2 separate regions of the Mus musculus genome follow, and region 1 is linked to region 2. The links are chromatin loops, found by intact Hi-C in ENCODE. Cell type or tissue: left cerebral cortex. All regions are shown on one strand. Links, peaks and the distances in the headings refer to the core of each region. The heading gives the core; the rest is flanking DNA.

Region 1 (15,695 bases), core at 3,095-11,094, 290 kb before region 2:
GTTGGATATTTAAATATGTAATCTAAATATATTGATATTTAGATATTTAAATATTTAGACATGACTTATAAAAAGTAACATCAATATGTTCTCCCCTAGGGCCTATAACTTCCCTAACCTGGAGTTTTGAGCATGTTTGCAGTTCCAGGAATCAATTCCCTCCTGTGGAACAGGCTTCAAATCCAATCAAGAGAGTGGTTGTTTACCCCATAATCATGTGTCACTATTGCAACAGCGAGTACTTCTTGCCCAGCAGGTCAGCCTTGTAGCTTGCAGGGTCCAGTGCTGGGTAAGACCATTGATTCCTTTTCTTCCCCAGCATCCTGGACAGTGCCTTCTGGCATTGCAAAAGCTAACCACCAGGGACAATATTCTGGCCAATTCAAGCTTGATTTCTCTGTATCTTGCAACCAGAGTATGATGTCTTCCATAGAAAGATCTTATCTTCTAGTTCTGGTGAGCAATAAAGACCAATGGCAATAGTCCATGTTGTTTCTTAGGTGCCTCTAGGTCCTGTCTGATTATTAATGCATACGGAGATAACTTGTGCCTGGCACTGAGATTTCTATTTAATAACCTATGCCTTCTGGGAGCAGTGTTGCTCGCTAACGTGGAGTACTTCTCCTCAAACTCCCCACTGAAAATTATACTTTTAATTAGCTTAAAAACTAGTGGGATTTCATAGTGTTTCTTTATATACTCTTAATTTTGTTTAATCCACTTTCCTCTCCTCTGCCTCCCCTGGCTGTGTCCAGTGCACATAAGCCATTAGTTCCCACTGTTCTCCCGAATTCTTTCAAATCACTTCTGTTCTCATCTCCCCTTCTGTGTTGCATATTCTTCTTGAATTCCAAGATGGTGAGTTCCCAACGTAGGTTTTGCTGTGGCATTTTTCTAAACAAAACTTGTTCCATCGATTCTCTCTTCCCCTTCTGCCCTCCCCCACCATCTCCCTGTGTTCTCCCTTCAGGAGTTTCCCTCCACCTGCACAGCACACATGCACACATGGACCCTCCACTTCCTCCACAAAAGGTGCTTAACTATATCCAGTGCCCTCGAGTTACCATTTAGCATTGCAGAGAGGTTAAAGCTCCCAGCTGCTCTCAGGGTTCGGTTTTTTTTTTTTTTTTTTTTTTTTTGGTTTTTCGAGACAGGGTTTCTCTGTATAGCCCTGGCTGTCCTGGAACTCACTCTGTAGACCAGGCTGGCCTTGAACTCAGAAATCCGCCTGCCTCTGCCTCCCGAGTGCTGGGATTAAAGGCGTGCGCCACCACGCCCGGCTTCGGTTTTTAAACTAAGCAGTTTTAACCAGTTTGAGGGGTGCTTGCTGAGATGTTAATGTATGAGAGTTTAAGTTTCCTCTTTGAGATTGTTTTGCCTCTCCCAATTCCCTAATCCTGGCCAATCCCAACAAAATGACACCTCAAAGAAAGACAGACAGACTGTGGATTTGGTTTGCTATTGGCTGCAGCCAGAGGGCACTTGAGGAATAAAGTCCTCAGTGTTCACAGAGGACAGGCTCCTTCTGCACTTCCAGATCAGCCCAAAGCCAGAGCCTCCTAGTGGAACTCAAGGACCAGCACCCCTCCTGGACTGCTCGGCCCACAGGAGAAAAATACACCCTAAGAGCAGAGATTGGAGGTAGAAGTGACCATAGGGATGCTGTCACTCTTCTGACAGCCTGTTGATCCTGATCAGAAGTCACTTTCTGTTCCTCGTAGCTCTCATGCTCCTCTGCTCTCTGAAGAGAAGGTACCTGAGTCCCTAGGCCTCCCTGGATATATGAATATCTTCCTCCTCTTCCTCTTCCCCCTCTTCCTCCTCTTCATCCTCCTCCTCTTCCTCCTCTTCCTCTTTCTTCTTTCTCTTCCTCCCCCTTCTCTTTTTTCTTTTCTTCTCTCTCTCTCTCTCTCTCTCTCTCTCTCTCTCTTTTCCTCAGTTTTTTGAGATAGGGATTCTCTGTGTAGCCCTGGTTGTCCTGGAACTCACTCTGTAGATCAGGCTGGCCTCGAACTTAGAAATCTGCCTGCCTCTGCCTACCAAGTGCTGGGATTAAAGGCATGCACCACTACTGCCTAGCTTCCTCCTCCTCCCCTCCCTCCCTCTCCTCCCCCCTCCCTCTCCTCCTCCTCCTCCTCTTCCTCCTTCTCCTCCTCCTTCTCTGTGGGATGGCCCTGTACAGACAGGCTGGCATATCTTTTCTCCAATTAGTCTTCTTAATGGCTCAATCATCAAACTGTAGCAAGCAGAAGGAGTGTCCACTCCCCAATCCTGCCTTCAAGGAGATCATACCTAGACCAATGCAGAATTGTGATCCAAGAATCCAAGAAGTAATTTAATTTTCAGCCTCCAAGAAGGTTTTTGTGACTTGTTATTCTACAGTTCTAGCAAAGTTTAGCTTCAGTTGTGCACCATGGGAAGATCGACATCCCTCTTGGAACCTTCACATCTTTACTGGAACATTCCCCAAGGCAGTACTATTTATTCTTTTTGTCACTAACACCCAGTGTTTAGATGTTTGTGCTAAAATGTCTTAATGTAGCCCCACTGTATCCTGTCTGTCCCCAGAACACAAAAATTCTTTATAACTTTCTCAGCCAAGTTAGGCGATATTAAGTTTGTCAGCTATGTCACAAATGAACATCTACTAAAACCAGCTCAGGTACCCATGGTAGCAATACTTCAAAAAAACTAGAAAATATTTTAGACAAGCCAGTATTTGTTTTAGAGGAAGTCAGATCACTCAGACTAGTCTCCATAACAGATAGCTCTTAGCACTGATGCTCTGCTCTGCTCTGCTTCCTGATGTGCTGGACCGGTGGGAGGGGTAGAAGCCAGAAGGTCCTCTATGTGTGCTTTCCCAATGGGAACTTCAAGCCTCAGGCACTGAAAGTAGGCTGGAGACCCAAAAGGTGCTGCTTTGGTAATGCTAGGCTAGCAAGTGGAGGGCAGGTCCCGGTGGTCCTCAGAGCTGATTCAGGGACTTTGATTGCAAGATTAGGAGTCAAGCAGCCAGAGCCTCCTCAGAAAATCTAGGAGAGTTGAATTTTCATCCATTTAGGCTGCAATGACAACCTACTGTAATATTTGTCTTTGAAATATTAAAATTAAAATATGATGACAAAACCATATCCCCTTCCTCTTCTTGCTTTCAGTGGCCCCATGACCTCCTCTCCCTCAATTTTGCTCCCTGGACCATTATGTTTTTATCTCAGTCCTGTAGGTTAGAAGGCTGGATCAGAGGACTATAATGGTGAAGATCCACCAAGGACTCTCTTCTGGGTTGCAGTCAGTTTTTTATTGTGGCTTCAAGTGACAGAAAGGCAGCAAGCTATTTCACTGCTGCTGCTGCTGCTGCTGCTGCTGCTGCTGCTGCTGCTGATCATGGTGGTGGTGGGTACAGTTTTTAACTCATTTGCAAAGCCTCCATTCTCCCAAGCTGTAAGCTCCCAAACACCCCACCCACAAGCCATCCCATCAGATAAAGTTTGTAATATATGGATGAGGGTGCACTAGTCCATTGCAAGCGAGGCTTTGCAGATTGCTTCTCTGCTATTCATCCACATCCCTGGAGGGCAGATTCCAGGCTCTGCCCTTCCAGAAACCATCTATATTTATGAGTAAATGTCCACTGGCCCTTCTGCTGCCATCTGTAAAATGGACAGGTTGATCTTCAAGGTATTACTAGTTATTTCAGTGAATAGTCTTCTGAAACGTGTGTGTGTGTGTGTGTGTGTGTGTGTGTGTGTGTGTGTGTGTTTGGTGTGTTAGTGAGTGTGCACATTCCCACCTCTGTATGTGCACCAATAGGGGAAAAGCACCTGGTGGCTGTGTGATAAGAAGTTCCCCTCCTGGCCCCTGCCACATGGTGCTGCAGTCCGTAGCGGAGAGTGTGGGAGAATCCCGGGCTGCAGCCATCTGGCTCCTGCTTCTCCTCCTCTGATATGAAAGGAAAACACATGCTGTTATTCTACGAATATTCTTGGCTATCTTCTGAGTGTCAGGTACAATAATGGGTGCTGGGAAAGAAAAGAAAATGAAACTATTAAGGGAACACAGGGTCTGCCCCTGGAACACTGCTCTGATGTGTGAACTCTGGTTAGGAATGAGGAGGGGTGCAGGAAATCTATTGGCTGTGATTTTCTCATACTGTGGTAAAATATAATACCTTAAACTGTAAAACAGACAAAACAGTAATCCTTTTAGTCTTGGTTTGTTTTCCTGTTAGGTGGTTTGTTGTTGTTGTTGTTTGTTTTTTCCCGACAGGTTTCTTTGTGTAGCTTTGGCTCCTGTTGTGCATTTTCAGACCATATAAGTGGCCAAAATTAATAATTCTTTTTTTTTATTGTCAAGGTCAGTAGAAGGTCTGGTCCTCTGGCAGTGATTCTCAGCCTTCCTAATGTTGTGACCCTTATGAATTATAATGTAAATATCTGATATGCAGGCTATCTGATATGCGACCCACAAACTAAAGACCCACAGTTTGAAAACTTGCTGTCCTGGGGGCTCACTTGGTCTTGGGAAGTGCCTCTGGTTCCTTCTACGTTACCAGTTTTTATGGCTGTGTGTGGATACATCAAGAGCTTCCTTTGGATGTAGCTTCATTTGTAATTACACATTTTTTTCTGTATGAATTTTTTCCTGTATGTTGAACCTATAAATATATTGAATCAACCTGATATGGTCTCTATGGCTTCCCCAAAACTAGGTCAGTTGACTTGCCACAGGTGCAGGGCGTTTTGATAGATGATCCATAATCACCTGGGATGTAGATGGCCTAGGAGGACAAGGGACAAAATGCTGCCACTTTCATCCATTTGACCAAATGAGTATAGCCTACAGGGTGGGATCCTAGAAGCTGACTGAGTGCTCAGAATAGAGTAGGGCTGGGAATCAAGTTTACCATAGACCACTGGTATTGAGAGCCTGTGGCTCCATCAGATCCCGCAGCTACCCAAGGCCTAACCTCCCAGGTCCAGATCCTCTCCAGCTGTCTTTTGGGCACATCCCCACTCCCTGGAATGTGAGAAGAGAGTGAGAAAGGAACACCCCTCCTGTTAGTTTTTAAAAGCTGCCTACCGTACTTAGGGCAAGCTGGGAAAATGAGAGCTAACAATTAGGTTCAATGTTTGACTACTTACTAAACCAAGCCTACTTCTCTACTTACTATGTGACTTAGGGCAGTTGAGTTAACTTTTATGTGCCTCAACCTTCATCTGTACAAAGAACATAGACCGGAAGTCTTGAACCCCCCCCCATTTTGGTTTTTTGGGTTTTAATTTTCATTAGTGTGTATATTTGTACATGTGCCCAGATGTCAATTCTCATCTACATCCTTTGAGACACATCTCACTGGCCTGGATCTCACTCACCAAGTAGGCTAAACTGGATGGCTTAGTGACTCCCAAGGATCCACCTTTTCCCACCTCCATAGTCCTGGGATTCCTAACTCACTACTATTATCTGGTTTGTTTCGTGGGTTTTGAGGATAAAACTCAGTTCCTCTTGTCTACAAGGCAAAAAACAGCTGAGCTATCTTACCAAATCATCTGGTCAGTTTTATGAGACAGGGTCGCACAGAGCTCAGACTGGCTTCAAACTCACCACATAGCTGAGGACAACCTTCTGTTCTGATCTTCCTGTCTCTACCTCCCTAGTGCTAGAATTATAGGCATGTGCCACTACATCTGGCTGTACCCATCTTTAATTGTCTCTCAAACTTGCTGCCAGTTTTGTTGGGACAGAGGCATGTGTTGGAGGCTCAGCTTTGCTTCTTACTTTGTGGTTAAATCCTGAAACAAAGGTTGTCTGGCGAATTATGAAAAGGGCACTTCTGCTTTGGGGATTTGCCTTTATCCAGAGAGACATGCTGGGACAGCTGGCTGCAGAGGTGTGTGGGAGTGTAGAGAGGGTTCAAGTCTTGCAGAGGGCCAGGGGAGGGCAGGCTTTACAGAGTACAGCTTGGCTCAGTCCAGAACGCAAATGCTTTTCCACATAAATCTGCCTGACGGTGGCTGCACACCAGACGCTCCTGCGACAGACAGTGCTGGCAGCTGGCTAATGCGCGGCCAGCGCTTTGGATGGAAATGTATCTGTGTTTGTATGAATCAATGCACAATTCACACTTGTATATGACACTAGAGAGGGAAAACGGCCCGATGGCACAGCCCATCTGGCAGCCCCAACACCGACACGTGTGCACTGTGCCATCTTCCTCCAGCAGGGCCCCATTCCGACTTATCAGCATTAGAGGTCAGGCTGTGGGCCAGGAATCTGCTCTCAGGTACCAGAGCTGCCCGACTCTGCCTTTCTCAGACCTATGTCTCAGGTCCCTCGCGTGCAGAGGGGCATGTGGTAGCATTTACCTTATGTTTTATTAAATGCACTAATATGTAGAAACGGGTCAGTACCTAGGACAGTACCTAAACCATAGAAGAGCCTAGAAGGCAAAAGGGAACTAGCTGAGTCTGTAGTCCTATTATTGTTATGACCTGGAGTGTTTTCTATCTTCTGTGAACCATACCCACCTCTGAGCATGTGCAAACACTCTACAAGACTGGAAAATGCAAGTGACAGAGTTTTGTTTTTTTTTGGGGGGGGGTCATGGTGCATTGCATGAAATAGGAATGGGTGTACTTCGGGAGACAAAGCTTTTAGATATAGCAAAGAAAATTATCAGCTCACTCTTTAAACTTCACATTCTGATGAGTAATTTTTGAGCATATACAAGGTTGGTGGCATACCTAGATGCACATTAAAACAGTAGTTCCCAACCTTCCCTTTAGCCCTTCCTGTTGTGGTGACCCCCGACAACCATAAAGTTATTTCATTGCTAGTTTATAACTGTAATTTTGCTAGTGTTATGAATCGTAATGTAAAGATCTGATATGCAGGATATCTGATATACAAGCCCCGAGAACCACTGCAATAGAAGCTACTGAATTCTAATGCACCTGGCATCCCGTGTTCCCTGATCCTTGCTCATTTCCTTGCTGTGCAGGCTTCGTGAGGTCCCTCTCCAGCTCTTGATGCAGGTCATCTGACCTCAGTATAGACAGAGCAGCAACAACACGGTTAATTGAGTGCCCTGGGCTTGACAGTGTTCTACAAGCCTGGCATATGCTATTTCACTGGGCCCTCCCAGTGGCTTTTGTTTTCCGACTAGAAAAGTGAAGGAGATCTTCAGAAGATCCTTTGAAGGCTCAGGGTAAGGATTGTGTTTGACCGACTTTTCTTCTCCACCCTGCCCTGGGGCACCTGGCTGAAGCCAAATGTGAGGCAGCAGAAAGCTCAAGCGTTGTGTTGCTTCTTTCACCTTCGCAGCCTGAGAGAGGCGGATTTGGAAGAGGTAGCAAGACTTTATATAAAATCCCAGCTCTCCAGGAGGCCTGGTGCTTGACTGTAGCAGCAGGAAGGAAGGCTTGGGCGGCCTTCACGCAGTTCCTCCGGTGGACACTAGGGGCGATGTCAGACTGCGGGTTTCCAAGGTCCTCCTAAGTAAATGAATAGAGCAGACGCAGCCACAGATGTGGGAGGTTCAAGTCAGTGTGTCTACCACAGTGGAGCGCCCCCAATACAACCCGATGGCCTGCTAGAGCGCCCTCAGAACAAATGTAAGATGTCAAGCTGATCCAGGCCCGTATTCTTCCGGTTCAGTCTTCCTGATGTCCCTTACCAGCTCCAGCTAGAGCCCCAGCCCCAGCCCCAGCCCCAGCCCCAGCCCCAGCCATAGGCTATTTTCTTATATATGTGCTGTGGCTGTTCTCTCCAGATTCAAAGGCAGTTCTCCACTGCTATGCTCTGGACCACACAGTGCCCCAGAAGAAACAGTGCACCCACTTTCCCCAGCACCCTTCACCATGGGTCACTTCTTACATGCAGCCTAGCCCCCCAACCTGGAGTAGTGACCCACTGCCCCTAACTCTTATTTCTGGCCATAGTCGCTCATATCCACAGTCAAAGTTGAGTTTGCCCCTCCTAGAGGCTGAGGGTCTACTAGCCTCTCAAAGGCACTGCCTATTTAAGCACTACACATTTACATCTAAAACCTAATGATAACTCTAAGTTAGTTAAGTACCTAACAGACCTCTTATATCCTAACTCCGCAATTACTCTTGCGTTAAAAAGTTACCTTCACATAGTCATTCAGTTGCAACCACATTCCATTCTGCCTTTTTTGCTTTAAAGAAACAGGCTTTTGCACATCTCTGCAGCCTTCTCGTCTGCCTTGAGATGGCTGCACTACAGCGCACCCTGTGGCCTGGGCTCAGTCACATCAGCAGCTGCACACAGCTCACACCTCTGTTCCTCTTCACCAGTAGTCTACTTTCCTGTTCACCTGGCCATATGTGCACTCTCTTGTAACTCCTATACCATAACAAGGCTGTGTCCCTACTTCATGTGGCATAGATAGGTTGCCACACCCATTATAACAACATCCCAAGGGGAGCTCAAAACATATCATCTATCTATCTATCTATCTATCTATCTATCTATCTATCTATCTATCTATCTATGTTTGTTTGTTTTTAACACTAAGTAGTTCTGGCTGGCCTGACACCATGTAGATCAGGCTAGCCTTAATTTAACTTGTGGTACTCCCCCTCCCCCCCCCCCCGCCTCTGTCTCCAGTGTGTCATGTCTTGCCATAACCCACATGGCTTGGTCATAGAACCCTGACTGGGGTTGGTGAAGGAATAAAGAAAGGACAGACAGACAGACAGACACATGTACAGAAAGCTGAGATCAGGTGGGGCGTGTACCTTCTGATGGAAAGGCGCCTATCCTACTGTAACCCAGAACCTCAGTGTGTTTATCAGGTACAGCACGGGGAGGGGGTGGCGGAGGAGGGGGGACTAGCTAGACTTGCTAGGAGGTGTCTGAAGTGACCGTCTCAGGCTACAGACATCCAGGAGAATGAAGCTGCAGTTGCTAGTTTTTTGTTTTTTGTTTTTTTTCTTTCAAATGATTGTACACACTCGTCAATCATTTGAACTCAGACTCCCGTGGAGAACTTGCCTCTGAGGCTCACCCAGGGAAGGCTTAGCCACTCCCATGGGGCTGAGGCATAGAATCTTTGACATGGCTATGCTCATAGCAACAGTGCAAATCACCAAGACTTCTGTCACTCAGGGTTTCCTCTGCTCCCTACAATGCCTCCCTAAAACAGATGGTTTTATTGTTTGTTATTGGCCCATTCTTTGATAATAAACTCTCTCTCTCTCTCTCTCTCTCTCTCTCTCTCTCTCTCTCTCTGTGTGTGTGTGTGTGTGTGTGTGTGTGTGTGTGTGTGTGTGTGTGTGTGTGTGTGTGTGTGTGGTTAAGAATAGGTGTCTTCCTCTATAACTCCCCATATTAGTTTTTGAGATAGGGTCTCTCGCTGAACCTGGAATTCATCACATCAGTTTGACTGACTGGCCAGCAAGCCCCAAGATCCTCCTACCTCTGCATCTCCAGAACTGGGATGACAGGTGTGTCCCTACTACATCAGGCTGGGATGACAGGTGTGCCCCTCCACATCAGGCTGGGATGACAGGTGTGCCCCACCACATCAGGCTGGGATGACAGGTGTGCCCCTGCACATCACATTTTTATATGGGTGGTAGTGATTGAATCTCAGACTTGTATGGCAAGCACTTTACTAACTGAACTATCTCCCCAGCCCAATAGCCTCCACCTTTATGGATCTGGGTTACCAGGAGCCTGCCCTAGGCAGGAGCTGTTCGAGTACAATTCCACATCACACATTCCCACATAAGGAAACTAAGGCTCAGGAAGGTTAGGAAAATTAAGGAAGACCACACAATTTCAACACCCAGTAAGGAGGAAGGCTGAGATTGCAGTGGTAGCCTCTGCTTATGACACTGTCCTACATTTCAGGCAACGGGACCTGGCTCAGGGGTGTTGGAGCTCTTGTGAAAAACGAACCCCAACATAACAGAACATGCTGAATTTTCATTTCTTATTCCAGCTCAGCAGCATGCCCTTCCACTCGAGGGATAGATGAGAGATCTGCCTCTTACCTACTGTGTAGCGTGAGCAGCTGATGCACAAAGGAGGCTAGTAGGTCAGAGGAGGCCGGAGGATGCGAGCCAGCATCCCACAGAGCCAGAGAGCAGGTGGGAGGCCAGGTGCGATGGGTCATCATGGGGAGATCCCCGTGGCAAGCAGGTCTGCAGTCCTCGCTCCAAGGGGCTCTTGACACTACAGTGAAAGCTTGCCTCTATGCTGTGGTCTCAGACAACCTTTCAGGAGTACCTCTCTGACCCCTGACCCTCAGCTGAACAGCCCTCTCTGCCTGGCCGGGCCATTCAGTCTCCTCCTGGTCTCTCCTTACAATTCCGGCCTGCAGCAATCATGCATTCCACTGAAATTACAATTTCAATGATTCATTTGGCAATTAATCATCTCCTGCCTTGCAACATCCCTTCTATTCCATGTTGAGCTGTTATTTAGAAGTGCAATTGTTCAACTTTCCACAGCAGCATATGCTGCCTCGCTAAGCTAGCTGGGGGTGGGGTGGGGTTAAGGGGTTGTTGTCTCTCTGCTGCAGTCAATCAGGCTGGAGGAGCTGTGTGAGACTCACACTGGAGGGGCCAGGAAGTGGGCAGGGGCACTAACTCAGCAGGCAGGGAGAGCAGGATGCAGGAGCCTGGAGCCTGCCACAGCTATTGAGGCAGCTAGGCAGCCCCTCCCACGCATGCACACTGCCTTCTTCTTCTTCTTCCAGATTCCCTAGTTATAAAACATTTCTGGATAGAAACCGTCTTAGGAATTTTCCATGCAGCTGCACTGTCTCCTTGCCTAGATTTCATTTCCTGTGGGCATGGACCATTCATTTTACTTTCCCTAAGTTGCTTAATAGGATACAGGCATCTCTGAAGTTACACGGGCAGGCCTTGGCTCTGTACTTATGAACTGTAAACTTGGACAAATAATTCCACTGCTTTCAGTTTCATTTACATCCCTCTAACATGGGGAAGGGGTGTCTATCTTATGGTGTTGTTAGAAGGGTCTTGAAGCCAGCATGTCAAATAGCTCCCAACTATTTGTATTTGCTCTCACAGAATTATTATTATTATTATTATTAATTATTTTCTATTTGTAGATGGGATTTAGGAGAGAGGAGCAGGGAGGATAGGAGGGAGATATTTTGGAGGACAAAGGGACAGCCAAGTAAGGGACTGAGTTTCATGCCTGTGGGCTGTCCAAGCATGGCTGAGGGGATGTCTAAAAGGAGGGTTAGGGAGAGGAAGTCTGAGCAGGGAGTGGCACCAAATGGCTTGCAGAAAACTCCAGGCCTGAGATGTCCCTGGCTTCTCTGTGCTTAATATCAGAGTGTTTGCTTGAGATGAACTTGACCTTCAAGGTCAGGGATAGACCCGAGGAAGGCCACACAAGTCAGCAGAAAGAACACTGAAGGCAGAATGGCTAGGGAGTGCTTTCTCCAACTGCATTCTGTTCTGGATCCCAGACACCTCCTTAAAGCCAAGGACAAGAGGGGGCCAATTTCACAAGTTGAGCCCAGGAAGGATTTTCAGTGTTTTAATATAATAAAGGTGGGTATGTCCAAGCAAGAAGATGGTCTTTTCTGGCCTGAGACCTAGGTAGGCTGAGACCCACTTTCCCACTCCTCCAGTGTCACTCTCAGGGGCTGCATATGTCTGTTCTAGTCTCCCTACATGCAGCAATCTGGCCACATAAGCACCCAGAGACTGATGTCACACATCAGACTCACCGGGAGCAGAGCAGGTCTCTGGAAGAGAAAGGGGAGTGATGAGGGTGGTACAGAAATGCAGCTCATCTTGTACAGAGATTGCTCAGCACATGAAACCTGGGGTTTGCTTTCAAGCACCACATAAAGAAGTTATGGCAACAGAGACCTGTAGTCCCAGCACTTGGGAGGTTGAGACAGCAGGATCGGAAGTTCAAAATCAACCTTGGCTATAAAGTGAGTTTGAAGTCATCCTGGGTTACAGGATAGCCTGACTTAAAAGAAAAAGGGCAAAGAGAGACTTAGGGAGAGAAAAAGTAGATGGGAGCTGTCTCGTCTTTTGATTGAGGACATGGGCAAGAAGTATGCTCAAGAATATAGACCTAGGAGCTGAAGAGATGGCTTTGAAGGTAAGGGCATTTGTGAACAATCCTGAGTTCAGTTCCCAGAGCCCAAATGGTAGAAGGAAAAAACCCACTCTCACAAGTTTGGCTGTGACCTCCATACATATCCTAACCCCTCCCCCCACCCCCAAGGGAAAAAGAAGAGTCCAGGACCTGGGGCTCTGAAGAAGAACCAAGCAGGCTAGGTGAGCTTTGCCTCTTTTGTGCCTCTTTTGCTTCCAGTAGGGTACAATTACCCCACCCCACCCCCAACACACACAAACATTGTGGCAACTGAGCACTGTGTGGATTTCTCACTGAGTGCTGTTGTAAGTACAACACGCACACAGGATCCAGATGACCCAGCACAAACAAAAGGGACAGAGTGTCTCCTTAGTAATTTTCTTTTGTTCTAACTATAAGTTTAAGATGAATTTAGGATATGTTAGATTAAACAAAACATATTATTAAACTTACTATGAGCTGTTATAATTTTTTCCTATATACTACAAACTTTAGGGTAAGATGCAGCATGGTCTACGTTACATTTTCATTGAGCAGTGTTATTGTTCATTCCAGGCAGACGGCTGGCTGATGGGAAAGTGTCCCCCATATTGACTTCCTGAGGAATGAAAGGACCACACAACATGGGTTCCACTTACAGAGAGAGCACATTGTATAGCTTATTCAATCCCCTTGCCCCTGATGCATCTTCCGCATCCCATAATGTTTAGGACTTTTAACCCCCATCTCCGAGTTTTAAACAATATCCAGAATGTAGGAAGCTTTTGGAAAATGTTTGCTGAATGGATGGATAGATGAACAAGGCAAATTGGGCTCCCCTCATCCCTCTACTCCAGTACTACTAGGGACATTTTCTCATTTTAGGGGTGCGAGGTGAAGAGTGTCTATCCTCATAAGAGGGCTTCTGTGCTTGCGTGCATGTGGTGTGTGGGGAGCGGGGCGGGGAGGAGGGAGGAAGGCGCATGCGCATAGGTGCGGTGTGGGTGCCTGAAAGCAGAAAGAGGTTCTGGCTTCGGTCTTCTCATGAGATGACTATCAATGGCTCTTAGGGGCTCTACTGAGGCTCAGGACACCTCCAAGGTCTGTGAGCAGAGAGTCACTGGGGCGAAACCACATACGAGTCTGCATTTTGAGGTAACCCCAAAATATCCATTTCTCCCAGTTTCTTGGAGAACAAGGAAATGAGCTTGAAGGGCATGGAGTGGAAGGGCGTGGGCAGCTGGCTATCAGGGAGAAGCAGGAGACTGACCCTGACTCTCTCCGACTTTCCTCAAAGCTCACTGTTCTTGTCTCGTGTTTCAGAAAGGGCAGTCAGAGCCCAGGGCAGAATTAATTTGTCTAAACGTATGGAGCAGGATTCAGTCCAAATCTCTAGCTCCTGGATTTTCTCCTGAATCTGAACTGGAAGGTCATCAACGCACCTGGATTCATCTAGTCTCTTCTCTTCTGTTGATTTGCTGTGTGTCCTTAGGCAAATCGCCTCATACCTCTGGGCTATTATCCTTTCAGGGTAAAATTGATAGAGGACACCAGTAATCAGGCTTTCCGATAGGATATGTTGTGTTTCCTCAGGGGAAGATCATACCTCCTGTTCTATTGGCAACATCACTTGTTTATCCAATAAAATGGGAACCTATTTGATTGAGAACCTGATCTAGGTCCCGAGTAGAAGCCGGAAGAGGAATTTCATGGTTCTGTTATTGCTTCTGCCTCCACCAGAGGGCACTCTTCGATCCTGTAATGAAACCGATGCGGTGGTCTGCTCCGCCAAAATTCAGACTGTGGGAAGGTGAAAGGTTGCCCCTTAACAACTGCTGACCTGAGCCTAAGTGACTGCATGGAGGACTTCCAGGAAAGACGGCTTTAGGGGACTCCTGAGATATATGGAGTGTTTGACTGTGGAGTCACGTTTGCAGGACTAGACACGTGGAGTGAGGAGGGGCTCTGACTCTCAGTAGAGCCTCCTGGCAAGAGATTCTGCACAGTAAGCCCTGGGAGAGGAGTAGGAGTCAGAGAAGTTCATGTGAAGATGCTCAGTGTTTATAGCGACAGAGAACTCCTCCGAGCTGACTCGGGAGCTTATGTGACAGCAAGGTTGGGGGCTCTGTGAGATTCCGCGACTTCTGGAAGTTTGCACTATAGGACAGTGTCTGGGTTGAGACTTTAGCTCAGTCCAGAAGAATGACATTTTCTCTGTTTTGACTTTTTTTTTTTTTTTTTTTTTTTGAGTCAAAGTCTGACTATGTAGCTCAGGCTGGCCTCAACACTTCTGACTGCTAGGATTTCAAGTATGTGCAACTATGCCTGAACACCATGTTTGGTTGTACCTTTCTCTGTCCCATGAGTGACCAGTTTTTCAAAGCAAAGATGTTTGTCACAAAGGAGAGTAAATAGGAAAAGCTAGGGTTTGGAGCCGTCCCCAGCCTTCTGGGAAAGGAATTTAGACCATGATCATGCAGTAGTAGAAGATAGGTCAGTGGACAGGTGGCCAACTTTGGGGACAGGAGAGCCAGAGGGTTTAGCAAAGAATTCAGGCTTTCTGGTTAGGGCAAGAAAGAGACTCTCACATGTCAATTTTGTGATGGGCGCCTGGTGAGCACAGGCCTGGTTTACACACTTACCTTCTCAGATGTCATTCCTGTCCTATGACACAGGCATCCTCATTTCCCAGCTCGTAGACACTCAGCTGAGGTACCAGGAACTTTGCCAAAGTGGCAGAGTTTGGGTTCGAACCTATGTATGGCACTAGAGTTCAGATGGTGGCTTCTGGTGAACACTCTTTTAGAACTTATCGTGCCTGAGAATCCCCTGCTCAGTTTTTTTGTCACCGTAGCCTGTGCCTGGTGCATTCTCAGAGGTACCCACACACCCCTGGTTACAGATGAGGAATGAGCTAAAGTCATCATGTGCTACAGAGTATCTGGAACATCCAGGCACAGGGATTCCTGCAGCTCCTAGACTGGTGGTGCTCAAAATGTAGGTCTTGACCCCTTTGAGGTCAAGTGATCCTTTCACAGGGGTTGGATATCAGATATCCTGCATACCGGATATTTGCATTATGATTCAAAAAGAAGAAGGAGAAGGAGAAGGAGAAGGAGAAGGAGAAGGAGAAGGAGAAGGAGGAGAAGGAGAAGGAGAAGGAGAAGGAGAAGGAGAAGGAGAAGGAGAAGGAGAAGGAGGAGAAGGAGAAGGAGAAGAAGAAGGAAGAAGAAGAAGAAGAAGAAGAGGAGGAGGAGGAGGAGGAGGAGGAGAAAGAGGAAGAGGAAGAGGAAGAGGAAGAGGAAGAGGAAGAGGAAGAAGAAGAAGAAGAAGAAGAAGAAGAAGAAGAAGAAGAAGAAGAAGAAGAAGAAGAAGAAGAAGAAGAAGAATTATAGCTATGAAGTTGCAATGAAATAATTTGATGGTTGGGGGTCACCACAACATGAGGAACTGTATTAAATGATCACAGCATTAGAAAGGGTGAGAACCACTGTCCTATACCACTGGCTCGTGGCCCCTAGTAGAGGATTCTAGAGAGGAGAGACTGGACCGGGGGAAGCTTCTTAGGACCGGATTTTTGGCTCAAACACACACAC
Region 2 (15,695 bases), core at 2,440-10,439:
GAGTGAAAGGGCAAGACAGTGTACATAGAGCATTCAGTGTCTCTAAATGGGGATCCCCATGACTGTAAATAGACTCCCACACAATATTCAACTCTCTTCTAGGCTGTCATGAGTTGTCCTTCAGAGACCATTTTGAAAAGCCCTTCTGCCTTGGGTGACTGTCCCTTCCATATTCTCCCAATGCTATGCTTACCACATCCTAGGACACACAGGGCTGGGTGGACACTGCTTTATTACTGATTACTTTTTCTAGGAAGTTTATGCAGGATTGTAACAGCCAGGTAACTTACCGTCTTTGCAGAGCTGTACACTTAGGTCATGTAAATTCTGGACCTCTGAGGAACATCAAATGTCTGTCCCAGTGTGAAGTCAAACATCTCATTATTCTAAAACACAGAAAAGACCAGGAAACAGTTCTAAACCCACCTCAGTTAGTGACAGAAAAGAGGGATAGTAAGAAAGGGAGGGGGAACATGAGAGAGGGAGAGGGGGAGAGGGAGTGAAGGGGAGGAGAGGGGGAGAGGGGGAGGAGAGAGGGAGAAGGCAAGAGGGGGAGTGGGGGAGAGAGAGGGGGAGGGGAGGGGGAGAGGGAGAAACAGGATGCCAAAGCAGAAAGGAGAATACTGAGGTTTTTGGGGGAAGGGGTGTTGTTTGTTTGTTTTGTTTTGTGTAAGCCCCACTCCCACCATCATGGAATCAGAAAGATGTGCCTTTAAAATCCCCAGTCTGAGGAAATGGCTGAGAGCCCTTTCTCGAGCTATTTCATTAGTTTTCAAACTCCTCATTCATAAGATGGGAATGGTATAGTTTGTTAGGCTGTTATGAAAATGAACAAGATATTACTATCTCAATTTTCTTGACACACAGCAAACATATGTCCCCTACCCTGGAGGCTTGCTCCAGAACCTCTCCATGAGCCACTTTTACAGAAAATGACAGTTCCCAGGCTTAGTGCTTAAGTCTCAGAACTTAAGTTCAAATCCCATTCCATATTTATGACTGATGGGACTTGAGGACAATTATCTTACCCTCCTCCTGTCCCTAGGCTCCTGTCTTGTGATATTGGTTCGAACATTTTCTTTTTCTGCAAGGAGTAACTGTGCCCACTTCTCAGGTTTTGTGAAGAGGGAATAAAGATCTCAGAGCACACGTGCAGGTCCTATGAGGTCACTTTTGTTAATATCAATGTCACTGAGTGGGAAGCAGAGAAAGGGAGGTGATGAAATAACAACCCGCAGGCACATTGCAGCTCAGGCTGCTTCCATGTGGTTGGCTGTGCAGGAAGTACCAAGGCACCCTTCTCAGAGCTGTGAGGAGATTTAGCGATGTTCATTTGCAGTTAATATATATTCAGCTGTACTAATTAGTTATAAGCCCCAAAGGCTAAAAATAAATTAAGCCAGTCCATTTTTAAAAAATGGAGCTGTAGACTAGTAATAATGTTGACAACTTCTTTTCATTGTTGTTCTCATTATTGTGAGACTGAAAATATTGACAGTAGTCAAGGTTGTCTGTGAATAGAAGATCCTCAGACCTTGTACCTAGAGTTACAATGTGATATGAGCATAAAATAACACGTATTTCTTAGTGTAGACCTCAGTTTTTCAGAACCTTCTATGTGGCTGACATTTTTCAAACACCATGCAGTCAGAGTTAGCAGGAATTTTCTAAGCCTGCCGTAACAAAGAACCAAAATGTGTTTTGGTTTGAAACAACAGCAGTTTTATTGTCTCACAGGTCTAGAGACTGAGAATGCAAAGCAGGGGTGTGAACAGGGTTATGCTCTCTAACATTGCCGAGGGAGTATCCTTCCTGTGAACAGGGTCTAACCCTGCCCAGGGAGAAGCCTTCCTGGCCTTAGCAAGCATCTGTGTTTGCCACAATTTCTAGCACATTTGAGAATTTAAATATATCACTTCTGATATATATATGTATATGATATACATATATACATATATATATCAGAATATATATATCCTACAGAATATATATATATGTATATATATATATATATTCATAAATATATCACTGACTGGCTTCTCCCTGGCTTCCTGTGTTCTTCCCTCTGTGCCTGCACATTTGTGTCCCTTCTTCTATGGAAGACAGTCACATAGGATGAAGGTACCTATACACCTGCTTGTCTCACTTAATGGCATCCTTGGAACTCTATTTCTAAGTAAGGTCGTATTCTGAAGAGCTGGGGTTAGGGCTTCTCTGTGCCTTTATGGGAAGATACACTTTAATTCATAGCACCAATATCGATTCAAGATCTGTATTGTCATTTGCTTGTCAGGCAAGGAATCTAAACCTCTGTGCATTCAGGTTCCACGGCTGTCACTTGGAGAAATCCCTCCTTTTCTTGAGACATGTCGAGTGCTGTCAGTTCTTGTCCTGCATTGTTTGGACCCCACAGACAGAGCTCAGGCTGTCAGGCTTGGCAGCCAGCTCCTGAGCCGCAGACTTAGGAGTGTGGAGTTCTACTTGTATAGGCACTTTTCTTTTAGCTTTGTTTTATGTTTGTTTGCTTTTGAACTTTTTAAAAGTAGATATTTTCTTTATTTACATTTCAAATGTTATCTGCTTTCCTGGTTTCCCCTCCAACCCCCCCCCCCCCCCCACCGCTCACCAACCCACCCACTCCTGCTTCCTGGCCCTGGAATTCCCCTATACTGGGGCATAGAACCTTCACAGGATCAAGGGCCTCTCCTCCCATTGATGACCGACTAGGACATCCTCTGCTACATATGCAGCTAGAGCCATGAGTCCCAGCATGTGTTTTCTTTGCTTGGTGGTTTAGTCCCTGGGAGCTCTGGGGGTACTGGTTAGTTCATATTGTTGTTCCTCCTATGGGGCTGCAAACCCCTTCAGCTCCTTAGGTCCTTTCTCTAGCTCCTTGATTGGGGACCCTGTGCTCCATCCAATGGATGACTGTGAGTATCCACTTCTGTATTAGTCAGGCACTGGCAGAGCCTCTCAGGAGACAGCTATATCAGGCTCTTGTCAGCAAGCTCTTGTTGGCATCCACAAGAGTGTCTGGGTTTGATGGTTGTATATGGGACAGATCCCCAAGTGGGGCAGTCTCTGGATGGTCATTCCTTGGAATCTAATCAAGCCCCAAGGAACTTGGGGATTGGGAGGAAGAGGAGGTTTTGTCCCAGGCCCTCAGCCTATCCACACCTGTCCTGCTGACTTGTGTTGTTTCTTCTCCTATAACAGAAAACTTGAGGCTGGTCAGGGAGTAGAAACTGCTTTCACTTTGAAGTTTAAGATGGCCTAGAGTAAGACACCAGCAACTGGTGGCGGCCTTTTTTCTTTATCACAGGAGGGCAGAGAGCATCATTCAGCTAACCTCAGAGGTGTCTGACACCACATCAAAAGTAGGGTGAAAAGGAACTGCATATAAAGGGAAACCCATGACATAATATTCAGAATATTGTTCTAATTTTGCTTTTGAAGCAAGAAAGAGGGTCCTTTTGATACCTCCCAGAGTTTGTGAATTTAATTGGCTGATGAGCCCTTTGGATAAGTCCTGCCCTGTAGGGTTGTCTGGTATTACTATGGTCTAGGACATGAACAGATCTCTAATTCTGATCCAAGCATGAGAATAGATGTAGATGGATGGATAGGATACATCACATCATCTTATCCGATCATTTACATTTTTCAATCTACAAAATGACAACCCAAGTGAAGTAAGGAACTTTGCCCTAAAGGTGTCAAAGCTTCTGTCATGGAGACAACTGAAGGCCTTGTTCTGTGTAAGCATCGGAACACCCACCACGGGTTCTCTTTTTACCCCCTCCTGGAGGAGAGGATTCCTTACACTTCCCAATCGACAGATTGTTTTTCAACTATAAATATCTGTTTTGGAGGAGGAGCTGGACAAGTGCAAATGCTTGACCCCAGGAAACCCCAATCCATCTGCTCATGGCTGCCAAAGATAGAATTTCTGACGAGCTAGGACCTGCTTCTCTGCCAAGAGACTTCATCGAGATGCCAAGGGAGGATCAGCTTCCTGTTTGGATGGGTCTGAGCTTCTGGGGCTTACTCAAGAGGCTTCTTCTCATGCAGCCACAGCACACACTCGGACATCCCTTGCCCTGAAGGGAGACCCTGGCCATACAGAAATCGAGGACCAGGCTCCCTGACTGTATGCTAGGGGATGTCACTGTCGCACTGAAGACCTATGCTATGCTTGGTCCTGCCTCACACCATGCGGGAGTTTCTATGAGTTTTTAAAAGGCAGCTGTCATGCTTGCTCCTCTGAGCTTTCAGATTTGATGGCTGGCCTGGCAGGGTTCCCATTTGGAAACCTGGAAGGACTTACCATCACTCAGAACCGGGCACCTTTCAGATCACTGTTTGTTTTCAAAGAAGACTTCCCGAGGATGTGAAACCCTTTGTTCTTCTTATAAAACTACCCAGACTCTCCCCATCCTCACTATGGAAAGACAGCACTATGAATTTAAATAAATCCACATGCTATAAGATGATGGGGGATCGGGAAAATATGAGCTCTCCTTGTTTTGACCCCCAAATACAAAATCCACCCCCCTCTCCTCTCCCTCTCTGATTGAAAATAAGAGTAGGTAAAATGTTATGGACATTTTGAGCCTACAAAATGAAACCTGCAAAGAAGATTCTTTGAAAGTGGGTAAAGAGTCCCACAAGCTTCCTTAGTTTGAGAGTTGCAGAAGGAAGAGAGCAGACTCCATGTGCCTGCCACGATTATAATGTGGTAAGACTGCTATTCTTGTGTGGCTCATTAACTAGCTTTAAAGATAATTCCAGGAGAAGTTCAAAGGATATATTGAGCAGTGGGAGAATCAGCCAAGGCATTACTTTGAATGACAGCTTTCCCTGGGTTTCCTGTAAAAAGTTAATCACATTGCATATGCAAGTAGACACCCCCAGGTGTACTGTCTAGCTTCATTCATTAATGATATTCATTTATGGCTTTTCTGAGCCCTTACCCAGTGTATCCCACCATGTCACGTGCTATGGGGCAGACAGCAAACATGGTCCTGTTCGTCTGACCCTTCGATCTTCTCAGAGGGGTTAGGTTGGAAAAGCACAAAACATATGACTGACATGGCAAGACTGAATTTGTCAAAATAATTCACCACACCTCAGAAACGAATGTCAAACTGCATTTTGCATCAGCTACCAGAACCACCTCTCCATTTTTTCTCCCCCCATAGTATCTGCCTGTCCAAATCAGTTTCTCGGTGTGAGAGGGTTCTGGGTCCACTCTATGAGAGAATGTCTGGAGGGTGGAGTTCTCTTCTTTGACTTTGTATTCTCTCTTTTATGCCATTCGGGCTTTAGCATCTTGCAAAAGGTTCTCTGGTGTGTCTAGGTTGCTATGGGGACCAATAACATCCTTAAAAACAGTAGTGGAAGGAGTTACAGAGACAAAGTTTGGAGCTGTGATGAAAGGATGGACCATCTAGAGACTGCCATATCTGGGGATCCATCCCATAACCAGCTTCCAAACGCTGACACCATTGCATACACTAGCAAGATTTTGCTGAAAGGACCCAGATATAGCTGTCTCTTGTGAGGCTATGCCGGGGCCTAGCAAAGACAGAAGTGGATGCTCACAGTCAGCTATAGGATGGATCACAGGGCTCCCAATGGAGGAGCTAGAGAAAGTACCCAAGAAGCTAAAGGGATCTGCAAGCCTATAGGTGGAACAACAATATGAACTAACCAGTAACCCCCTGGAGCTTGTGTCTCTAGCTGCATATGAATCACTGGAAAAAGTGGCCCATTAGTCGTGCAAACTTTATATGCCCCAGTACAGGGGAACGACAGGGCCAAGAAGTAGGAGTGGGTGGGTGGGGGAGTGGGTGGGGGAGCGTGTGGGGGACTTTTGGGATAGCATTGGAAATGTAAATGAAATAAAACCCAATTTAAAAATAAAGGAAAAAAAAACAGTAGCTGACCCTGGAAGGAGAAGTAAGAGGGGGAAAGAAAATGAATGGAAGGATAAAAGGCAGAACCTACCAGAGATAAGAATCAGAGTTATTTCCCAAAGAGGAAAGACAGTAGAAAATAAGGGATTTGGGAGTGGTACACTTTTCTCCTCTCTAGATTCATGGCTCTAGAAATCCACCCTGGCCTCTCAGTCTCCAGCCTTGCATCCTCCTGGTCATTTTACAAACCATCATTCAGAATTCTAACTTTATCCTGCTTCTCAGAACTCTCTGTGGGTTACCACGGAGGCAAGCAAAGTCCAAGCTCCCAACTTTGACCACTCATTATCCATACAAATTCCCTGCACCGTCTGCCCATTGCTGGACTTTTGAAACTTGTAGTTACCTAAATGCATTGTGTTCTTGGCCAAGCCTTCTCTTTTGCCTAGACTGCATTCCCTATCCACCCAAGGAACTCACCCACTCACCAGCTCCCTGCAGACTTTACCCCCTTCCCTTGACTCTTCCTCATCCCCACTGCCTATAGCACTCCCTAGTCCTTATAAAATGCCTTGTATTGTATGTTAGCTACACAATTATTGAATCTTAATTGCAAGAAGGTAAGAAGGAGGGAGGTAGAGAGGGAGGGAAGGAGGGATACAGAGGGGGAGGGGAGGGGAGGGGAGGGGAGGGGAGGGGAGGGAGGTAAAACAGGAAACAAGATTACTCCCTTTATTTTTTGGCCCAGATTAAACAAATGTTTATAACGAGTTGTCATGAATGATAGTTATATTCCTCACTTGAGACAGTTATCTGGATGAAACACTGAGTGGTGGTGGAGAGGCACATTATTTAATTTTCGAGATTCTGATATAACTACATTTCTCCCCCCTGTCCTCTCTCCAAACACTCCCATATGAGAGGCACTTCTTGACACTTGGTAGCACTACTGTGGGCAAGGGACTGGGGTGATAGCTTCAGTTCTTGGCAGGAGAGGAGAGAATTTTCTGCCCAGAAAGAACACAACTCCACTAAGGCTGTTGACCACCCTAGCCCTGGCTCCAGCATCAAAGACTGCAGAAGCCGTTCACCCTCTCTGCCAGCCACGGGGGCTGGCATCTCCTGACTGGCTCTCATTCAGGTGCCTCTCTGTAACAAGTGCAGAAAAAAAGTGGCAAAGTTCAGACCAGGTTTCCATGTGTTCTCATTCTAGCTTGGCTTTGGGGTCTCCTCACTAAGCCATGTCCTGGTGCCCTTTAGCATCCAGAGCCAGAGGCAGTAGGAGGCATGGCTAATCCTGGAGCCTCCCTCTCACTCATTGGTGGTCCAGCTGTGATGCAGTCATCTCCTTCCTCCCTGCTGGTCAGAGCATCTATCTGGGTAATGTGCTTATCTTTCTGCTCCTGTCATTTTCACCTTCTTTCCATTGCACTATTTGCACTGTTTATATTTTCTGTCTATTCTGTTTTATGGGCCCTTTCCATCCACAGCATCTATCCTGTTGCTACTGTGATCTATTTATATTCCTTGCAGTGGCTGACTTCCCTTTCCTTTTAAATCTCCTTTATCAATCTTGTTTACCTTCTCTATCAGCCCTTTCATCTTGCAATTATCTAGTTATCCATACAGCTAAACTGCCCTCCCTCTCCATCTCTGTCCTTAGCTTGTACTTGGATCTACTTGGAGCCTTCCTGCTTTATGCTTACCTCCTATTTCCTGCATTTGACCAGTGACCCCTGTTCAACTCCCTTGGGCAAGACATGCTCAGCTAGACACCCGCTGCTATAGACAGGAGATCTGAGTCCATTTACTACGAATAGCAGGAGCTGCTATGCCTTGGGTATCCTGTTCACACAAGACCCGGAGCTGGGTCTTCATTTCCTGTGTGCTGCAACATTTCTAGGCAATTTCCTCCCATGTTACCGAGGAGGGGTAGAGGCTCAGGGAGGTGAAGTGACTGGCTGAGGGTCACACAGTTAATAAGTGCAATATTGACAGCCCACTCCTAGTTATCTGCATGAGCAATGGCATTGATAATCTTTGCCTGCAGAAAAAAATGTAAAACTCATCCCTAATAGGCTTGGGAATACAGCATCTGGGGCAGCAGGTTTTCCTCCTGGTGCAGCTCTGCTGCAGCTGATAATCAAGCATGGGGCAAGAAAAGCTGATGTGTGGAATGTCAGTGCCGCAGATTCTGAAACCGTGAGATCCTATCATGAATGTGTCATAGAGGCAGTGTGGCTCTCTGCAGGGGAAAGGCCTGAATCATGGCTACCAGCCTCTGTGCCAGCCCTGCTGTCCCAAGCTCCCATCCCCAGTTCCGTGGCAGTTGCCATTCCACACAGCCATGCTGACCAAGCTTTCATATGGCGATAAAAGACACCTAGTACATGCCAAAGGATGGCACCCCAAGATTCCATGGCCCAGAATAAACCATGGAGAGATCATTGATCAGCCCCCAGTGATGATTCGTATTAAATGCTAACTTGACAGAATTTAGACTTACCTGGGAGATGGGCCATTGGACATACAGGTGTGTATGTGGGTGGATTATCTTATTTGTGTTAAGTGATGTGGAAATATCCATTTCTATTATGGTCAGGAGTATTTACTGACAAGGGATGCAGGCCTTCAGAAAATAGAGAAAACAAGCAGCGTGCATTTGCTGCTCTGTGTTCCTGATTGCACATTTGATATGACCAGCTTCTTCAAGCTCCTGGAGCCTTGGCTACCACTGACCATGACGACTGTATCACTTACCTGTGAGCCTGACTAAGCCCTTTCTCCCCTGTGTTGCTTTTGTTGGGGTATTTCATCTCAACACTAGGGCAAGAAACTAAGGCAAGACTCCCTTTCAATGTGTTAGATAGCAAAGAGATTCCAGAAAGGAAATGGGATGAGATGGAAGCGAGTGGATCAGGCCAATTAGAAGTCAATCAACAATCAATCAATTAATTAATCGAGCAAGCAAGCTTGGTGAGCTAAACAGGGATCAGAAGGACAGAGAAAATCAATAAAGAAAGGAAAGCTAGCACTATATGGGGGAAGCTAGTGAGTTCTCTGAAGGCAGCCTTCTGAGTTTTCCCCTATCAGGAAGAGTTGGCCAGTGTGCATGCCCCTCCCCCATGGCCCACCTGCCGTATGGAATACATGTTTAACTCTGAGCATGGACTTTCTTCCCTAACAGATTATGGCAACAGAGCCCCCTAATCATAATACATATAGTATACAGGAATAAATTGAAACCCCCCAGGGGGCGGCTTGCTTTCTTCCCTAATCACTACAGTTTTATGCTAAGCCTTAAAGGGGTTTGTGTAGTACAGAGGCAGAAAGCCCAGTCACTTACATAGAACAAGGCAGTGAAGAGTTAGGAACACATCCCAGCACTGACTGGGAGCACGGACGGGGTGGGGGAGGGGTCTTATCCTGGTATGAGAGATGAAGAAGGCTTGCTGAAGATGGTGGCATTTATGCTGGGTCTGTTAAAATACCGAAGAGAAATGCAGACATTTTAAATCAATGGACTTTAACAAGGTACAAGGATGTTCATGAAATATTCCCTAGCTTGGGGTGATGCACTGGGAATGTTGATAGAGGAGGAAGAGGAGGAAGAGGAGGAGGAGAAAGAGGAGGAGGGAAGTTGTTTTGTGTGAGGAGCTGATTTTGGGAAGTATACATTCTGCCTCCGTTGTGTCTTTGTAGCCACTGTGTTTGGCACAGCCATGGTTGGTCCTCCAAGAACACGTTCAGTTGTGTGTGATGCAATGACAGAAGTAACCATAAGGATGCAGATGCGGCTTTCTGAGGCCCAGCCAACAGTCACCGTGAAGCTGAGTGGCAAGGACCAGAACCCTGAAACTGAGAGCATTTCTCCCTATACGTTCCCCTCTCCTCCCAGCTTTCCAAACCCTCACCATCTGACTTTGTACCTCTTTCAAATGAAACAGGTTGCATATTGCTGAGCTGACAGAGGCTCCCTACCCAGACTAATAGAGCCCGCCACACGGAAGTAATTTCTTGTTAAACTTCTATCCAGTGAAATCCAACCACTGCACACAGCAGGCCCGGCTGTGCTGGTACTGCCAGCCTGCCACCGAGGCGCAAGGGAATAAAGGAAAATGCTTAGCATTAAATTTCATGTAAATCAGACTTTATTTGCTCTGGTGACAGGTTATTACCTTCTGCAGGGAACGAGGGGAGAAACGGCTGCCACTGAAGACAGAGTTCCCCCAGTGAGCTTCCATAGCAGCCTCTTGCAGCAGGCATGCCTAACTCACCTGCTTTGCCCCACCCATCCACTCTGCTACCTTCTCTGTAAATGGCCAGGGTCTACAGGCTCTTCTTGGCATAGAAGCCCTGCCTACACAGCCTTCCTGATGCTTCAGAGATGGTCACTATTTATGTGGACTTCCCCACTAAGGACATTGGGCACTCTTCACCTTGCTTTGTGGCTCAGTCTATCTCCCACCAAGAACATTCTATATAGCAATAAACTCATTCAGACTCAGCTCACTCCAAAGCCTCCAGTCTTGCCTTGCCACCCAGCCTTTGATACTCCTCCCTTTGAGTTTTGTTCATCTTTTACCCCTGGTCCACCTCTCTTGACTGATACACTTCTACACGCAACCAACATGTTTATGGAGAAGCTGTGTACTTAAAATGATGGTTTGCCTCTTCCTGATGTATATTACTGATCTCCTCAGCCAGGCTATGGCAGATTCCAGGATGAGATCAGTACCCAATGTGTTCATATCCACCCAGAGTAGATGTTCTACCTTCTAGGGGACAAAACCTTCTACAGCACAGATTCGGAAAAAGGCTGTCAGGAGAAAGCTAAGATATAATTTAATAACAAATGTCATCAAACTTTCATGGCTTAAAATAATAAATTATTTTTTTTCTTTTCACAATGCATATCCATGGCACAAACCAGTCGCCTCTGCTTATTTTTATCAGTTATAGACCCAACTTGAATCACTTGGGAAGGTCTCACATTGGTTGTGTCCTGAAAATGGCAAAGATCACCTCCACTCAAAGCCACATGGGTCCAACAAGCAGCAACTGGTCAGAAAGTATAGTTCTACCATGTTTTCCCAGAGACAGAAAAGTCAAAATACTTAGTATCACCAATAGCCTCTCCAAAGTGCTTTATTACTAAATTAATTAATTATTAATACACGGTAAATTGCTACAACCATGTTTTCTGCTATTGTATCACTACTTGACACATGATAGATAGATACCCAATTTATACCCATGCAGGTGCTCATTCTCCCTCTGAGCCTTCATCCTCACATGGAGTCCACCTCATGTGTTTGGTTAGCTCTTATCTGTTTCCCTATTATACAGAGTATCATCTGTGCAGGAAGCCAGCTTGCCTTTACTGCTCTGCATAGACACAGGGTTAATAGGATTTATGTATATCCTTTCAACACCATAGGAGAAGCAAAGAGGCTTCCATCATCTATGAAACCTATTTACTCATAGTACACAGACACTCTTTGAAAAGTATGTGTATAGAAGGTGTGTGTGTGTGTGTGTGTGTGTGTGTGTGTGTGATTGTGTGTGTGCAGAAAAAAATGGAAGGTAGGAAAACAGAACACAGTTCTGGAGTAGTGTGTGCCTATCTCCCACTGCTAGTTAACCAGATATACTATCTGGTCATGGGAACTAGGGTGGGGGAAGAGTCTGGGAAACATGGTTCTCTTCTGTCCCCCTGTGATCCATCTCTACTCAACTCTTTCTGCTTGGTTCTCTTTTACCTCTCTTTTCTTATTTCTCTACTTTTATTATCCCAACCTTTTCCTACAAACCATAGTGGCAGATAAGAAATGCAGACAGGAAAAGCTGGGGAGAAAGGGGAAGGTTTGGAGAATATGAGGACAGGCCTAGGGCCTGGTTGCTAATGGGCATTAACAGCCAGGAGTCTGCTTTGAGGTTTTGTTTTGTTTGTTTCTGATTTCCCTTGATCACACTTCAATATATTGCACTTAATTTTGCATCTCTGAAAACAGAAGTTTGCTCTTGGGATTCGTGTCTAGGGAAGGTCCCTTTGGCTAGATGCCCCACAGCTACGGAAGACGGAAAAAGACTGCGGTCTGCCAGGTTATGTCCACGGCTTAGTTGGGCTTTCCTAGCAATTCTAACTGAGGACTGCACTTCAGAGAAGGCGAAGTCTGCCCAGTAGCATTGTTGCCTCCAAAGCTGGATGTCTGCCAAGTTCACCATCTGTGCCCTCAGGCCAGAGATATGCACTGCCAGCCCCTGCATCCAACCCCGCCCTTACTCCACAGCTCTGGGAATTTGCCAGGTCCTCCGACTGAATCATGCAATCGGATAAGCTTTGCCAGGTTTATGGCTGGTAATTTATGGCTTTCTTTAGCAACATCTATCACACTGTACAGCCGTTAATCCCCGAGTCTTTGCCCACTTTGCAGAAAATAGCTTGCAATTCCTTACAGTGTAGCATTTGCTAACTTACCTGTCATGCTGTCAGGGTGGGTGGGTGTGACAAGCCATTCTCCATTTCCTTCTTTCCATCTTACTTTGCTTGGAGAGGCTTTCTCCCTCCAGAAAACAGCAGCAAGGATCTCTATTAATTACCTCTAGTGTGCTCTCCCACGTGGCTGCCTCAGTGGCCTCTCCATGCCTAGCCACCAAGATGATAGGATGCTGAAGATAAGGTGGGCTCTGACTTTGGCGAGGGTAGAGTGTTTTCCTGGCACAAAGGAGAGGGCAGATTCCAGAGGACACATACTTCCTACCCCTTGTGTAAAGTCATAGAGGAAGTGGGTGGAAAACCACCAGGAGTTGGAAATGTTTACTGTCTGCAATTATAGAGAGTGTGAAACTACAGCTCTAAACTAAGCTCTGCCTAAGCCTGTTACCCAAAGGGTCAATTAATACCACTGAATGTTATGAACAAGACCATCCAAAATGATATACAAATGCATTTGGCTCCAGGAGGAACTTTGGAGTATTTTTTACAGTCAACAGTTAAACTTAAGCTATTAAAATTAAGATTTCTTATCTTAAGGTATGTTTCCCTGGGCAAAAGGAAAGGTCACTTGGGAAACTATAAATCATAGAGAGTGAGGTTAGGTAAGGCAAAATTATTTGGATTGAGATCATATAGAAGTAGAGTGGGATACATAAATATAACTATAAATGTATGTATTCTAGAGTACATAAGAATTTACATAATAACATAATATAACTTAATATAAAGGTAGATGTGAAACAAACATGCTGGAAGAGAATACGCCAAAGCAATAAAATAATTAACTGCAAATACTGAGATACACATATACATATTTCATGTATTATATAGTCTATAAGCACATATAATATATGTATTTTCTAATTTATTACTTTCTGTGCTTTTTAAGTTTTCTATAATATTCAATTTTTTACACTTGAAAATAAATGCAAAGTCATCTATAAATGATGATATTTATTATGATTGACAGATTGGAGTTACATCAAAGGCAGATATTCTCTGGTATACCTTCCTAACGATACCAGGAAACTATCAAAAGGTATGTTATGTGGCCATTTTAGCTAGCCCAATTCCTGGTGGAGACCTTGTTCTCATATGAAAGCTTATGGCCTCAGCCTTCACTGTCCATATTTCTATCAGCATCCTTAGCCTCTGAATCCTTTCTAGAATAGCTTAGGCAGCTCTGCTCATGGCACTCCATAGGTACTCTAGCAACAAAAAGTCAAAGACCTATGAGCCATGTGATCATGTTTATCATAATAAACCTCCCCTCCCTGGCTTGGTATCAATTTTCTGTATTGGTTACTTTTACCAGACAGAAAACCAGATCAGAGTAAATGAAAGGAAGACAGATTTGTCTTAGCTCGTGTGTTAAGGGGACACATGACATCGTGGTAGGGAAAGCACATTAGTTGTTAATACCACGATGTGGGACTCTGCAGCTAGAATTTTAACCTCCTCATATCTTGGCAAAACAGAAAGCACAGAGATGCTTGGAAGCGGAGCTGAGCTGTAGACCTCAAGGACTGTCTCCTAGTGAGAAACTTCTTCTAACTAGTCTCCCCCTTCCAGAGATTTCACAATCTCACCTAACAGTATCGCCAGCTGGCGACCAAGTGTTCAAAGTGTTCAGATACGTAGCCTAGGGGGGACAGATACTTTTAGAATCAGAATCAGTATTCCAATTCTCTAGAGTGTGGTAGGCAATGGTGCAAAGTAATGGAATCCATCCCTACAGTACTCTACACATCTCTCCTCTTCCCCTGACGAAGCTACTCCTTCCCCTACAAACCCCAGCCCTGCCTTTACACTTACCTCTCTTGCCCTCAGTCACAATTGTAATCAGGATTTTAAGGCACGACAAGAATAGGAAAGTAGTGCAAATGTCCACAACTCTCAGTCTGGAATTGGGGTAAGTTTGTAAAGTTCATCCCGGCCCTCCGGAGAGGCTCACAAAGATCACAAGGCAGGAGTTTGCTCTTTCACACACAAATGGATTAAAAAATGAAAAAAAAAAGAGCAGAGTTTATGGGGGTAGGAAAGTAAGTGTGAAAATCTGGATAAAATCCACAGATTTCCCTTTGTATCTGTAACTATGTAAGACAGGGGGGTTCGTATGATGCATAAGGCCAGAGTCATAACGCATGCCACAGGCTCAACACAGCGACTCCAAGCTGTGCACATTGCCTCTGCTAAGTGTGGTGGGCATAGAAGTGACTAACAGAAGTTGTAGCCTTCTGTCCTGGACTTTGTTGGTAAGCCCAAAGCAGGAAAGTCATCTACTCTTTATTTGAGCCTCTGATTCATCTATGGCTGAACTGCCTACTCAGTAAGAATCAAATAGTCAGGGTTTGTAGATGTGTTTTGCAAACTGTAAAAATCATTGTAAGGGTAAAATATCCTTGGAGTAAATGTTTGATAAGTACTTGTTGGATGAATGAATAAACGGAATTCTGTTGTGGTATACCATTGATTGCAATGACATCCAGATATCACGCGCAAGCGTTTTATCTTTTGCTGACAATTCTATGAGTTCTGGTCAAAATAGAATTGCACAAGCCACGAATTTCCCCACCAAGTGACATATAACTTTCTATTAGTTTTCTGGGTTACCATCTGTCTCTATCTTGTTTCTCTAATCACAGTGCAGGTTTCTTGGAAGCAAAGATTAGGTCAGACAGCTTGTCTGCTGTCAGCTAGGCACAGCAGCAGGCCATAGTGAATCTCTAAGAATTGATTCTTTAGCTCCTTCATGGACAGAGTCTGTGCTTGGGACATCCATCTGCTGGGTGGGCTGGAACATGGGCAAGCAAGAGGCTTAGTTGGGAGGAACTCTCGCCAACATGTCTATAGAAACCTTCATCTCACGTATTCAACACACTTTGCTTCTAATTAAGTAAGAGAGCAGAAGAAATGTCCACACAGGGCTGGCCGTGTGAATGTTGTTTGCTTTCATCTGAAGAGAGTTTAGGTGGTGGTGAGCTTGATCAGCCCTCTCCTATCCCAGAGTTTATTACTATGTTTCTTTTCCTTTCTGGCCAGAAAAGGAGTTTTTTTTTTTCCTTAGCAGTCTATGGCCAGGAAGTAGAAAAAAACCTAAGGGAAAAATCCTATACAACAATAAGGAGAAAGAAAGAAAATACAAAACAAAAGACATAAGCTAGTGGAATGGTCTGAGCAAAGTTGAGGAAGGCATTACAGGGAACGTTTGCTGAAACCTCAGAATGAAAACAAAGGCACACCCCTTCTTCTCAGTGAATCCTGCAGAATAAAATGAA

The links. A loop is a pair of places that touch in the nucleus more often than their neighbours do. Peaks named below come from ENCODE experiments on the same cell type or tissue, not always from the same donor. Only the 100,000 strongest peaks of a DNase experiment are listed, where the experiment ranks them.
Region 1: it touches region 2 in a loop (2.5-fold over the local background); 3 of 42 quality-filtered maps call a loop at or near these places.

Annotation. Positions count from the first base shown.
Region 1 is chr1:159,382,778-159,398,472 of GRCm38, forward strand. No RefSeq gene overlaps it. Among named protein-coding and RNA genes, the nearest start is that of Mir1843b, 50 kb to the left of the region's middle. In left cerebral cortex, for the core only: a CTCF peak has its summit at 7,444; DNase peaks (open chromatin) are centred at 3,511, 3,896, 5,949, 7,454 and 3 more places; H3K27ac peaks cover 1,381 bases.
Region 2 is chr1:159,674,447-159,690,141 of GRCm38, forward strand. All of the region lies in intron 1 of Tnr (tenascin R), which reads left to right. Among named protein-coding and RNA genes, the nearest start is that of Gm31348, 100 kb to the right of the region's middle. In left cerebral cortex, for the core only: no CTCF peak of the experiment used is centred there; DNase peaks (open chromatin) are centred at 3,947 and 6,971.